Linked DNA regions of Homo sapiens: region 2 is linked to region 1. Evidence: chromatin loops called from intact Hi-C (ENCODE). Cell type or tissue: stomach. All regions are shown on one strand. Links, peaks and the distances in the headings refer to the core of each region. The heading gives the core; the rest is flanking DNA.

Evidence for each region. Peaks named below come from ENCODE experiments on the same cell type or tissue, not always from the same donor. Only the 100,000 strongest peaks of a DNase experiment are listed, where the experiment ranks them.
Region 2: it touches region 1 in a loop (3-fold over the local background); 92 of 110 quality-filtered maps call a loop at or near these places.

What each region holds. Positions count from the first base shown.
Region 1 is chr17:41,633,531-41,638,898 of GRCh38, forward strand. It overlaps the pseudogene KRT42P. Among named protein-coding and RNA genes, the nearest start is that of KRT17, 12 kb to the left of the region's middle. In stomach, for the core only: no CTCF peak of the experiment used is centred there; a DNase peak (open chromatin) is centred at 2,081; H3K4me3 peaks cover 813 bases; H3K27ac peaks cover 1,671 bases; H3K27me3 peaks cover 711 bases.
Region 2 is chr17:41,555,263-41,560,630 of GRCh38, forward strand. No RefSeq gene overlaps it. Among named protein-coding and RNA genes, the nearest start is that of LINC00974, 3.5 kb to the left of the region's middle. In stomach, for the core only: no CTCF peak of the experiment used is centred there; no DNase peak of the experiment used is centred there; H3K27me3 peaks cover 3,017 bases.

The DNA of each region.
Region 1 (5,368 bases), core at 96-5,095:
GAGTGGGGCGCGTGGCGTTTGGGGTAGTGTGTGATGTGTATGGTGTGTGGTGTTTGTGTGTGTGTACGTGTGTGCTGTGTGTGGTGTGTGTGTGGTGTTTCTGTGTGTGTATGTGTGTGATGTGTGTGGGGTGTGTGTGGTGTTTGTGTGTGTACGTGTGTGGTGTGTGTGTGGTGTTTGTGTGTATGTGTGTGATGGTGTGTGTGGTGTGTGTGGTGTTTGTGTGTGTGTATGTGTGTGTGTGGTTGTGTGTGGTGTTTGTGTGTATGTGTGTGCTGTGTGTGTGGTCAGTAAGGTTCTGCATGGTCTTTTCACCGCCCCCGCAGCAGGGCATCCGCCACGTCAACGCTGGAGCCAAAGCCCCCACCCAGGTTACAGGTGTAGCCACCGCTGTAGCCTCCCCCAAGTCCCACCAAGAAGCAGGAGGAGGTGACCGACATGTTGCCACAGCTGCTGACTCCCAGGAGGCTGGCGAAAGGCACCCCCAACACTGACAGATGACATCCAGGAGAAACCCCCGCCAGGTGTCCACAGGCCCTTGACAGAGCCAGAGGTGGAGAACTGGCAGATGCTGGTAGTGGTGACAACCAGGGTGTCCATGGGTCGGGTGAAGAGTCTGGTCTGGATGGAGACCCTGGGTAGCCCGTTACAGCCGGGCTGAAGTGGGGCTGGGACCCTGGCCCTTGAAGTTCAGGCCAAAACCCCAGGAGTGTATTTTGCCTCCTCCCACCCACCCAGGGCCTGGGGCTCAGGCTGGACATATTGAGAGCCTCCCCAAGGACCCCTCCATAGCAAGAGCCCAGCCTGAGCACCAGGGCCTCAGCGGTCTGTTCAGACACAAAGGTGGTGGCCAGGCACGGTGGCTCACGCCTGTAATCCCAGCACTTTGAGAGGCAGAGGCAGGTGAACCACCTGAGGTCAGGAGTTTGAGACCAGACTGGCCAACATAGCAAAACCCCATCTCTACTAAAAATACAAAAATTAGCTGGGCGTGGTGTCACGAACCTGTAATCCCAGCTACTCAGGAGGCTGAGGCAGGAGAATAGCTTGAACCTGGGAGGTGGAGGTTGCAGTGAGCCGAGATCACACCATTGCACTCCAGCCTGGGCAACAAGAGTAAAAATCTGTCTCAAAAAAGAAAGAAAGAAACAAAGGTGGTGCTGGTCTGTAGCCCTGGGGTAGGGTGACCCTCCATCCTCAGCCACAGTTAGGAGGCTGAGCTTATTCTTGTGGGGAGCCCGGAGAACCCAGCCCTGGGAGCCAGCACGGGCACAGGACAAGGCTGCACAGGCCAGGAGCCGGAGGCTGGCCTGGCCCCTCACCCAGCATTCCAGGGCCCTGGGGTAAGGGTGGAGAGATCGGGGCCTGACATCATTGCCCAGGTACAACGTGGCCCTGGTGGAGACTCCCAGTCAGAGGAGGCAGAATTAGCCTCTGACCTGTGGGAGCCCCACTCTCTTGGGATTCTTCCAAGTCCGCGGGGAGATACAGCCCACAGGTTCAAGGATCCCTGTGTCTGAGGGAAATAGACGTGGCCGCTGAACTGAGGGAGCTTTGGATCCAAGCCTTTCAGGAAGTCAGTTCTAGAGCCTCCGTTCCCTCGTTTGTAAAAGGGGGACCAAGTCTTGTCTCCCAAAGTCTTTGAGGGAATCTGGAGAGATAATGACGTCAGTAAGGCTCTAACAAAACAGGAAGCAGAGGTGGGGCTGGGAGCAGGGGTCTGAGGCCAAAGGGTTAGGGCAGCCTCCCTCCTCACCCGAACCTGAGCAATGTCAGTCCAGAGCAGTCCCGGAGGAGGGGAGGGCAGCCCAGGAAGGCCACAGAGGAGCAGGATCTGTGCAGGAGCCAGCGTCATGCCCCGAGGAACGGCCCCTGCAAAAGAGCAGCATGATCCGCAGGCTGGTGGCTGGCACCGCTCCACCCAACAAGGAGATTAGTATCCTAATCTCCGCGGCACTAATGATTTAGGTGCTGCCAGGACACCGGCGTCTGCACCAGGCCTGTCTGAATGTGGAGCTTCCCAGGGCAGCCAGGGCCCGCGGAACAGGAGAGGGGAGAGAAGTGCATGGGTGGCCTGGGCTCTCTGCCCGCATACGGGGACAGGGAGGGAGTTGGGTTTTCCATGTGGCCCAGAGCTCCCAGATGAGACCACACTGCTGGAAAGACTTCCTGCTCAGATAGTGGGTGGTCTCTCACGGAAAGTGCCAGCTGGGGACTGTGCCAGCTGGGAATGGCAGGAGCTATCTGGAAGAGAGCGGTTGAGCCCTGATTTTACTGCTCCCGCCCAGCCTGTGAAGGTGCTGGGCGGGGATGGGGGGAGGTTCAAAACCAAGGCTAGAGAGCAAGGTCAGACCACCATGAGCACGAGGTTAGACATCTGGAAGGACTTCCTGGCAATCCAGGACTGTCTTCGGGGAGGAGAGAGACCCAGTAAAACCCGTGCTCACCTGAGCCGCCAGAGTCAAGACTGCACCAGCAGGCACTCACACACGAAGAGACACGAAACCAAGACCCTCCCCATCCCCATCCTCTCCTAACAACCCCTCCCTTCCCAGGCCCCATCCTCCCCTAGGCCAGCTGGGCTACCCAGGTGGGCCTCACTCTGGGCTCACAAAAGGGACTGCCCCGCCTTCCAGCAGCAAATGTGGGGCAAAGCCAGGGCCCTAGGGAGGGGGCCAGGTCGTGGGGTGCCACCACCCCTCTGCCTCCCCGTAGAGCCCACACCGCCAGTGCTCACCCTGCCTGGGAACCCCACTTCCAGAGTACCCAGACCTTAGTCTTGAGGCCCAATTTGAAGGAGCAGAGAGTTTATTACTCTTCTTTCTGCCTCTAAAATCACCAAGGCCTCCAACCCCCAATACCACCATTTAGCCCCCACAAGCTTCCTCACCCCTGACAGGCTTTGGGCCGCGAGCCTGCTCCTCTTCCTCTCTGGGCCTCAGTTTCCCCACGCCACTGACCCCCCCCCCAGGCCCCTTTGCTACTGCTCGTTAGAGGCTCTACTGCCTGTGAATCCCCCTCTAGCCCCCAACCCAGAGAAGCCTCACATGCTGAGGACAGGCCGGGCCAGCTGGGCCAGCCGGGCAGGAGGGCACAGCTCAGATCTCAGCAGAGATAGAAGTGGGACCCCAGGAAGGCCTCCCTGGCCCTCCAGAGCGTGGGGCCACTCCCTGGCCAGGGCTAGGAAAATGCAAACATTCCTCCTGAGACCCTCACAACAGTGCCTTGAGGACACCAAGACACAGGGTGCTTGAGCAGCGGGCAGTCGGGCAACCCAATGTTGGCATCAGAGCCGGGCCTGAAGCCAGGGCCTCGGCAGCTCCCACTCTCCCAGCCAGGGAGGAAGGCTTGACAGGGGCCGGCTGGAGGGCCACACAGAGGTCCTCTGGGCTGTGGCACATCCTGTCTGGGCCTGTCCTCCACCCCCAGCAGGGAGAGATCCCTGGCACCCGCAAGGGGCAGCCCAGGCCTGCAGCCCCGGCAGCGGCAGCAGCTTGGCCCCCATGGAAGACAAAGGGGTAAAGAAGGAGAGGTCCAATGGCTCTTCCAGCCCCAGAGGCTGCTGGAGCCCAGCGCAGGTGGGAGAGGGGGAGGCCCAGGGAGGTGGCTGGGAGAACTTGAAGCTTCCCCCAGTGCCCTGGGTGCCAGCCCCACCTTGACTCCCCCTCAGTCTCCTCTGCAGAGAGTGCAGAAAAGCCAGCATGCTGGAGAGCGCAGCACAGACAGGACCTGCCTGGAATTTGAGCAGAGCTAGGGTTTGGGGACAGTGTCCCCTAATATCACCCCTACTATGTTGTGGGGAGGCAGAGGGCGTAGAATGATCTGGGGCCCTATGGAAAGGAGATGTTCAATAGATGCATTTTTTTTTACTTTAAATAGAGATGGGGTCTCACTATATTACCCAGGCTGGTCTCAGGCTCCTGGGCTCAAGCAGTCCTCCTGCCTCTGCCTCCCAAAGTGCTGGGATTATAGGAGTGAGTCACCACGCCCAGCCAATAGATGCATATTGATATTGACAAGGTTGACAAGGTCTGGACAGGATCAGTGGCTCACACCTGTAATCCCAACACTTTGGGAGGCCGAGGCAGGCAGATCACTTGAGGTCAGGAATTTGAGACCAGCCTGGCCAACATGGTGAAACCCCGACTCTACTGAAAATACAAAAATAAGCCAGGCGTGGTAGTACCTGTAATCCCAGGTAGTCAGGAGGCTGAGGCAGGAGAATCGCTTGAACCCGGGAGGTGGAGGTTGCAGTGAGCTGAGATCGTCCCACAGCCCTCCAGCCTGGGCAACAGAGCGAGGCTCCATCTCAAAAAAACAAAAGAAAAAACAAAAAGACAAGGTCATGCCCCGTCTGCCCAGCTGGCCTTGGCTCCTACGAGCCCCCGCAAGGATTAACTGTCAACCCTTAGGATGGTGCCCACCCCATACCCCACACCCCTGCCCAGAACCAGCGCGGGCTGTATGCAGCAGGTGCTCTGTGAGTGCTTGCTGAATTGTTAGGGTCATGGAGCCTGAGCAGTGACTGGGGAGGAGACAAGGTCCCAGGAAAGGGACATGGCCACCTACCCTTCCCCTCAAGGAAAAGGGTCAGTATCAGGTGGTCAGGGAAAGTGAGAGGCCCTGGAGCCCAGAACGGGCTCCCAGCTGAGACCTTGGCTTCGCTGATGAGGAGAGAACCCCAGAGACCCTCATTCCACCCCTAGTCCCCTGTCACTAAGACCCACTGGGGTCCTTTCCATTCACCCCTCAGACACAGAGCCCCTGTCACCTGCAGGGCCCTTGGAGGTCACAGATCTCCTGCCCCTCGCTCACCCCCAGGCACTCCCACCCCTGGCCCAGCATCGCCTGAGAAGTGCACCCTCACCCAGCCACACCTGCCGCCTCCACAGGTGGAATCCTGCTTCCTCTATTCTGTTTCCTGCCTCTATCCTGAGGCCCCAGGCGGCCCCACCCAGATCCTCCCACCCTCCACCTTCCCAGGGCCCTGGGAGATTCGGAACATTGCTGGGTGCCCTGAGCCTCTGCCCCAGTTTGAAGAGACAGAGGTAAGGGGATCCCCCAGCACCCCCTGTATACCCAGGGCTTGGCCAGGGGCTCCCCTACCCAGGGGTAAGTGGACCCAGCCTTTCTTCCCCTCTGCACCCCTCACTCACCTCTGACTGGTTTCCAGGAACTGTCAGCCTGTGGCGGATCCAAGACGTAGGATACGGACACCCAGGAACACCCCACCCTTCCAGGCAGCACATCAGCTGTCCAGGGGCCCTTCCCAAAAGAGGGCCTAGAGGACTGAATGCCTCGGATGAGGCCCAGGGCGGGAGGACAGAGCAAGGGAGGGAGGGAGGGAAGGCTGGGGACCAGTGGGAAT
Region 2 (5,368 bases), core at 236-5,235, 78 kb before region 1:
CCAGGCCAAACTGGAATTATATCTTTGCTTGATCATTTACAAGCTATGTGACCTTGGACAAGTTACTTAACCTCTCTAACTTAGAATTTCCTCATCTATAAAATGGGCTTCATAATCCCAGTGTCCTTGGATCAGACTTCCTAGATTCAGTTCCTGTCTCCACTGCTTAGGAGCTGTGTGACCTTTTCAGCAAGTCATTTAATCTCGCTAAAAATGTTTCCTCATGTGTAAAATGAAAACAAGGACAGCATCATGAGATTGCTGTGAAGATTAGATACAGGGTTTATTCCCTTATCTTATATAAAATGCTTAGCGAAGTGCCTGGAACATTATTAAGTGCGCAATCAGTGTTAGTCCTTGCTCCTTCCTTGTGGACAATTGTTCTTACACTTAGTCGCCCAGCTCCTTTGTAAAGGAATTCTCCCTCTAGTGTCTGTGCCTCCTGGCTATAGAAGCCAGAAATTAGCCTTCCAGCCTCCCTTGCAGCTGGAGCACAGACACATGATCAGTCACACACATCACAGAAGCCTGTAAGCTGGGAGCTAATGTCCTAAAAAAGGAGGCACCTGGTGGAATCCATGCTGGAAGGAATAACTGCAGACCTCCAGTTTCTAGAAGCAGCAGCGCCACAAGTTTGGTGATAGCGCCAAGTGGAATGGGCTACTGAATCTGCACCTGCAGATAGTGGCAAGGGTGGGCTTGCTCCGGGCTGTGCTGCCTTCAAACCTGTTCCCTGCGAGTTCTTCCTGGAGAGTCTATGGCTTACCTAACATCCTTTAACAAACTGGCTTCAGAGTGTGGCTTCTGATCTTTGCAGGCAAAAACCCTGATGGCTACAGAATTTAGTAACAAGTGTGATTACTGGCATGAGACTTCTAAAAGATCTCCGTTTGGGTGTCCAAAAGACAATGTAAATTTAGCATGTCTGAAACTGACTCCCCATCTTTCATACCAGCCAACTTCCATCCCACAACTCCTATCATCCAGTTGCTCAGACAAAAGACTCAGAGACCTCCTTGACTTCTTTCTTTTACAATATGCAGTCCTTCAAGAACTCCTGGCAGTGCTTTCTTCAGATGATGCTCAGAATCCAGCCACCTCTGACCGTCTTCACTCTGAGTGCCAGGGGCTCTTCACCTCCCTGCACACTGGGCTCTCTGTTTCTGCTCCTAGCCTCGCAGCCTCTCATCAAGTGGCCTGTCACTCCTCTGCTCAAGGCACTGTGTGTTAGGATGATCATCAGCACTAGCTGCTGTGCCTGGAGTGGTCCCCACACACGCTTGACTGCCTCCCTCACTCCGTCAAGTTGATACAGAAGGGCTGGGCTCCTGGCTAAACCCTACCCTTAAGCCTGGAACCTCGGCCCTAAAGGACCCCATTTTCCCCAAAAATGTTACCTTTTTGGCCTGCCTGCCCACATGCTGTGCCCATAAAAGACTTCAGCTGGCAGAGCAACACAAGCGGCTGAGCACTGAGGATATAAGCAGCTGAGCGGCGAGCAGAAAAGCAACTGAGCATCGGAGACTGTGGATAGATCTGGCTAACTTCAGATGGTGCAGCTTTGGAGAGGGGCCCTGCCGGAGACGGTGGGGCTTCAGGGAAAGATCACCATCCCATCACCTTTCCATCCTCCCTTTCCACTGAGAGCCACCCAACACCCAGTAAAGTATTTTGCATTCGTCACCTTTCAAACAGTTTATGTGACCTGATTCTTCTTCCTGGACGCCAGACAAGAACCTGGGTGCCAAGAAGGCAGGGGCTGCCACCCTGAACCTCCATTGAACTGGTTGGTATTTGGCCATCCCCTGACAGCACAGCTGAAAGAATAGGGACGCTGCTGCAGGGCCCGAACAGAGCCTGCTCCTGCCAGAGAGGAGCAACCGGCTGGTTCCAGCGTTCATTTGCTCCGGTTCCCACACTTGCTCACACACTCACTCCCACAAGGAGTGGCCAGCAACAGGCTGAGTGAAACAAAGTGCTCCTTAGCTGGGCGTGATGGTGTGTGCCTGTAATCCCAACATAAGAAACCCCATCTCTACTAAAAATACAAAATTAGACGGGCTTGGTGGCCCGTGCCTGTAATCCCAGCGACTCGGGAGGCTGAGGCAGGAGAATCACTTGAACCCGGGAGACGGAGGTTGCAGTGACCTGAAATCTCACCACTGCACTCCAGCCTGGGCAACAGGGCGAGACTCAGTCTCAAAAAAAAACAAAACAAAAACAAAAAACAAAGTGCTCCAGTTCCCGCCCATGAAGGGCGTCAGGGCAACTATTCCATCGCAAAGTCATTGCTTATGTTTTACCTTCTCAGTGAACCCAACCTTGGCCATCCTATTTAACATTGCTCTCCTCCCCACCCTGCCATAGCACTCCAATCTCCCTTGATATTCCCTACTTCTTTGCGCACTTACCACCTTCAAGTATAGTATTATTTATTTCTTTATTACATTTGTTGCTCTTGCCCAACCCTTACCTATAATGCAAGCTCTATAGAGGCAGAAATCTTTGTCTCTTTTGTTCATTGATATATCCCAAGCACCTAGGACAGTGCCTGGCATAAAAGGAGCTTGATACATATTTATCCAGTGAAGTTTGTTGAATGAATGACATGAGAATCACTTTGGTTATCTGGCCTAGATGGGCCAGTGAAAATCTGGCTATGATTAAAATGAGCTTCTAGAAGCCCACAGCATGTGAATTAAATTGGAGTGGGCTTGTTTCTTTTAACTGTACTGAAGAGCTTAGAGAAGGAGTAATACACTTGAAGTTCTAAGTTCCTGATTCTGTAGACAGTCAGAGGACCAGGGACTGTCCACAATTATTCTTTAAAAATATCTCATTTCTTGTAGCTACAATGCTGAAGTAGTTAATAAACTCAAAATTGACTTCTCCAAGTTGAAATCACAACCTTGCCAAGTCTCTTATATAAAAGTTAGAGCACTGATCAGGAAAGAGGGACACCCACAGAATTGGAACAGGAAGGTATTAGAGAATTTAATAGACTCCAAACTCCAAATTATCTTCACACTCTACCCTACCACCCTTCATTGCTTTCAGAATTATAAATAAGCCAGATGCCAGCATACCTGGGGGAAGAGGCCAATTACAAAGACAAAGCTTAGAGAAAAAGATTTACACACCAGGAGAATTTCAAGCTGCTGCTAACCTGTATGAGCAGAAATGTGAAGACTGGGATTGGGAATGAATTTTTGAACCAGCTCAGTTAATGTGCAAGCATTCACCAGAGACTGGAAGTTCAGCTACTAGCTTAAATATCTGGAAGTGGATCAGAATGGTTGCTCAGTTGGATGACAGAAACTGAACTCAATAAAGGCTTATTTGAAATAAAGTTATTTCTAGAAAATCCTTTTTGTAATAAAGAAAAAGGAATCTGACTGCCTAGGGAGACAGGAATGTTGGGGTAGAATTATTGCGTGGAATCCATTCACTCATTCACCAACTGTGAGAGCCCAGAAGACACTGTGCAGACTCTGGCTTTTAAGAAATACGTGGATCGGGGGAACACAGCATCTTTGAAAAACACAGTTAACAGTTGTTCTCTGAGGATGTGGATGAAATATGCTGCAGTTGAATTAGGCCTCCTGATTTGAATGGAGATGACATCTCAGGTACAACACGGCAAAGGTGAAGAGCTGGACTAGGATAAAATCTGTAGGAGTCTGTGATGGTGGGTCTCTAGGACAAAAATACATGAGCAGACCACCAGTCAGGGTTCAGTTTTTTGGTTTTTGGTTTTTGGTTTTTGGTTTTTTGTTTTTGTTTTTTTTTTTGAGATGGAGTCTCACTCTGTCGCCCAGACTGGAGTGCAGGGGTGCAATCTCAGCTCACTGCAACCTCCGCGTCCCAGGTTCAAGCGATTCTCCTGCCTCAGCCTCCCGAGTAGCTGGGATTACAGGCACCCACCACCATGCCCAGCTAATTTTTGAATTTTTAGTAGAGATGGGGTTTCACCATGTTGACCAGCCTGGTCTCAAACTCCTGACCTCAGGTAATCTGCCCGCCTTGGCCTCCTAAAGTGTGGGAATCATGGACATGAGCCACCGTGCCCGGCTAGGGTTCAGCTTTAAGTAACAGAAACCAATCTCACTTTCTTAACAGAAATAAATTTAATACAAGGCATTAGGTGCTTGCAAAATCATTAGAAGGCTGAAGAAACAGACTCTATATTGGGCTTCTGGGCATGGCTTCCATATTAACACCACAGAAGTGGACCCCAAGGGAACTCTTGGTCTGCCACAATCAGAAAACTTGGGAATCAGGAAGCCACTACCAGACATGTTGGCCCCAGGACCATACAGTATACCTGGCAGACCTACACAAAGAAAAAGCATTTAACTTTTCCCCCTCTACTTCTCTCTCCACTCAACTCATGACTCACAGAGTGCATCTGATTGGAAAAACCTAAGCTATGGCTGTAGGGGAATCTGGAAAAGGGTAGATTTTAGATTACCAGCCTCTTGAGTATAGGAAAGCTCATCAGAAGGATGTTGAAACAGATAGGAGTGAGTCAGTCTTCCATATCTGCCACATTCACTACCCCGCCCCCACAAAAGAAAACTTTAGGTCAGTAAGAGACCTGTCTTGAGCCCCATGATTCCAATTCCAAAATCGGAATTGGCTCATAGACCCAGAGAACTCTGAATGAAGGGGAGGCTTTGAGGAAGGGCCCTGCAGTAACATCACAAGCATGCACTATACGTCCACTGAGAGCCACCCTATGCTCAATAAAATCTTCTGCATTCATCACCTTTCAAACAGTTCATGTGACCTGATTCTTCCTGGACACCAGACAAGAACCTGGGTGTCCAGAAGGCAGGGGTTGCCACCCTGACCTTCCCATAGGAATCTGTGGGTATTTACAAGAATAGCTGACTCCTGAGGGAAGGAAAATACCCAGGCCTTTAGGGATGATTGGACGCTGGCTCCAAACCAATTCTAATCTCTGAAAATGCAGAGCAATACTGTGGTTCCCCAGTTAGAATGGAAGCTCATGTGAGTGTAGGTTGTATCTGTCATCTTGTCACTATTCTTTTCCAGGGAGATCTAAAAACTACATTTACCAGCCTCCCTTGCCACTAAGATGAGCTGAGCAATTTAGGTTCTACTAGTCAGACGCACCCATGTGGACTTGGTTTAGAAGGGAAGTAGGTGAGGAAATGAGGTTCACCTGGGACATCCAGCTTACTGGTATGGACAGCAGAAGCAGCGTGGCTCTGCAACTCCAGCTGAGTCCAGAATTAGTGCAGAATGGACTCAGAAGGCTCCAATCTGACTTGGTGGTTTCATGGTCTTGGCAGAGGCAACAACTCCTTTGGCAGATCCACTCTGCTTTGTCATTTGGAGGGTT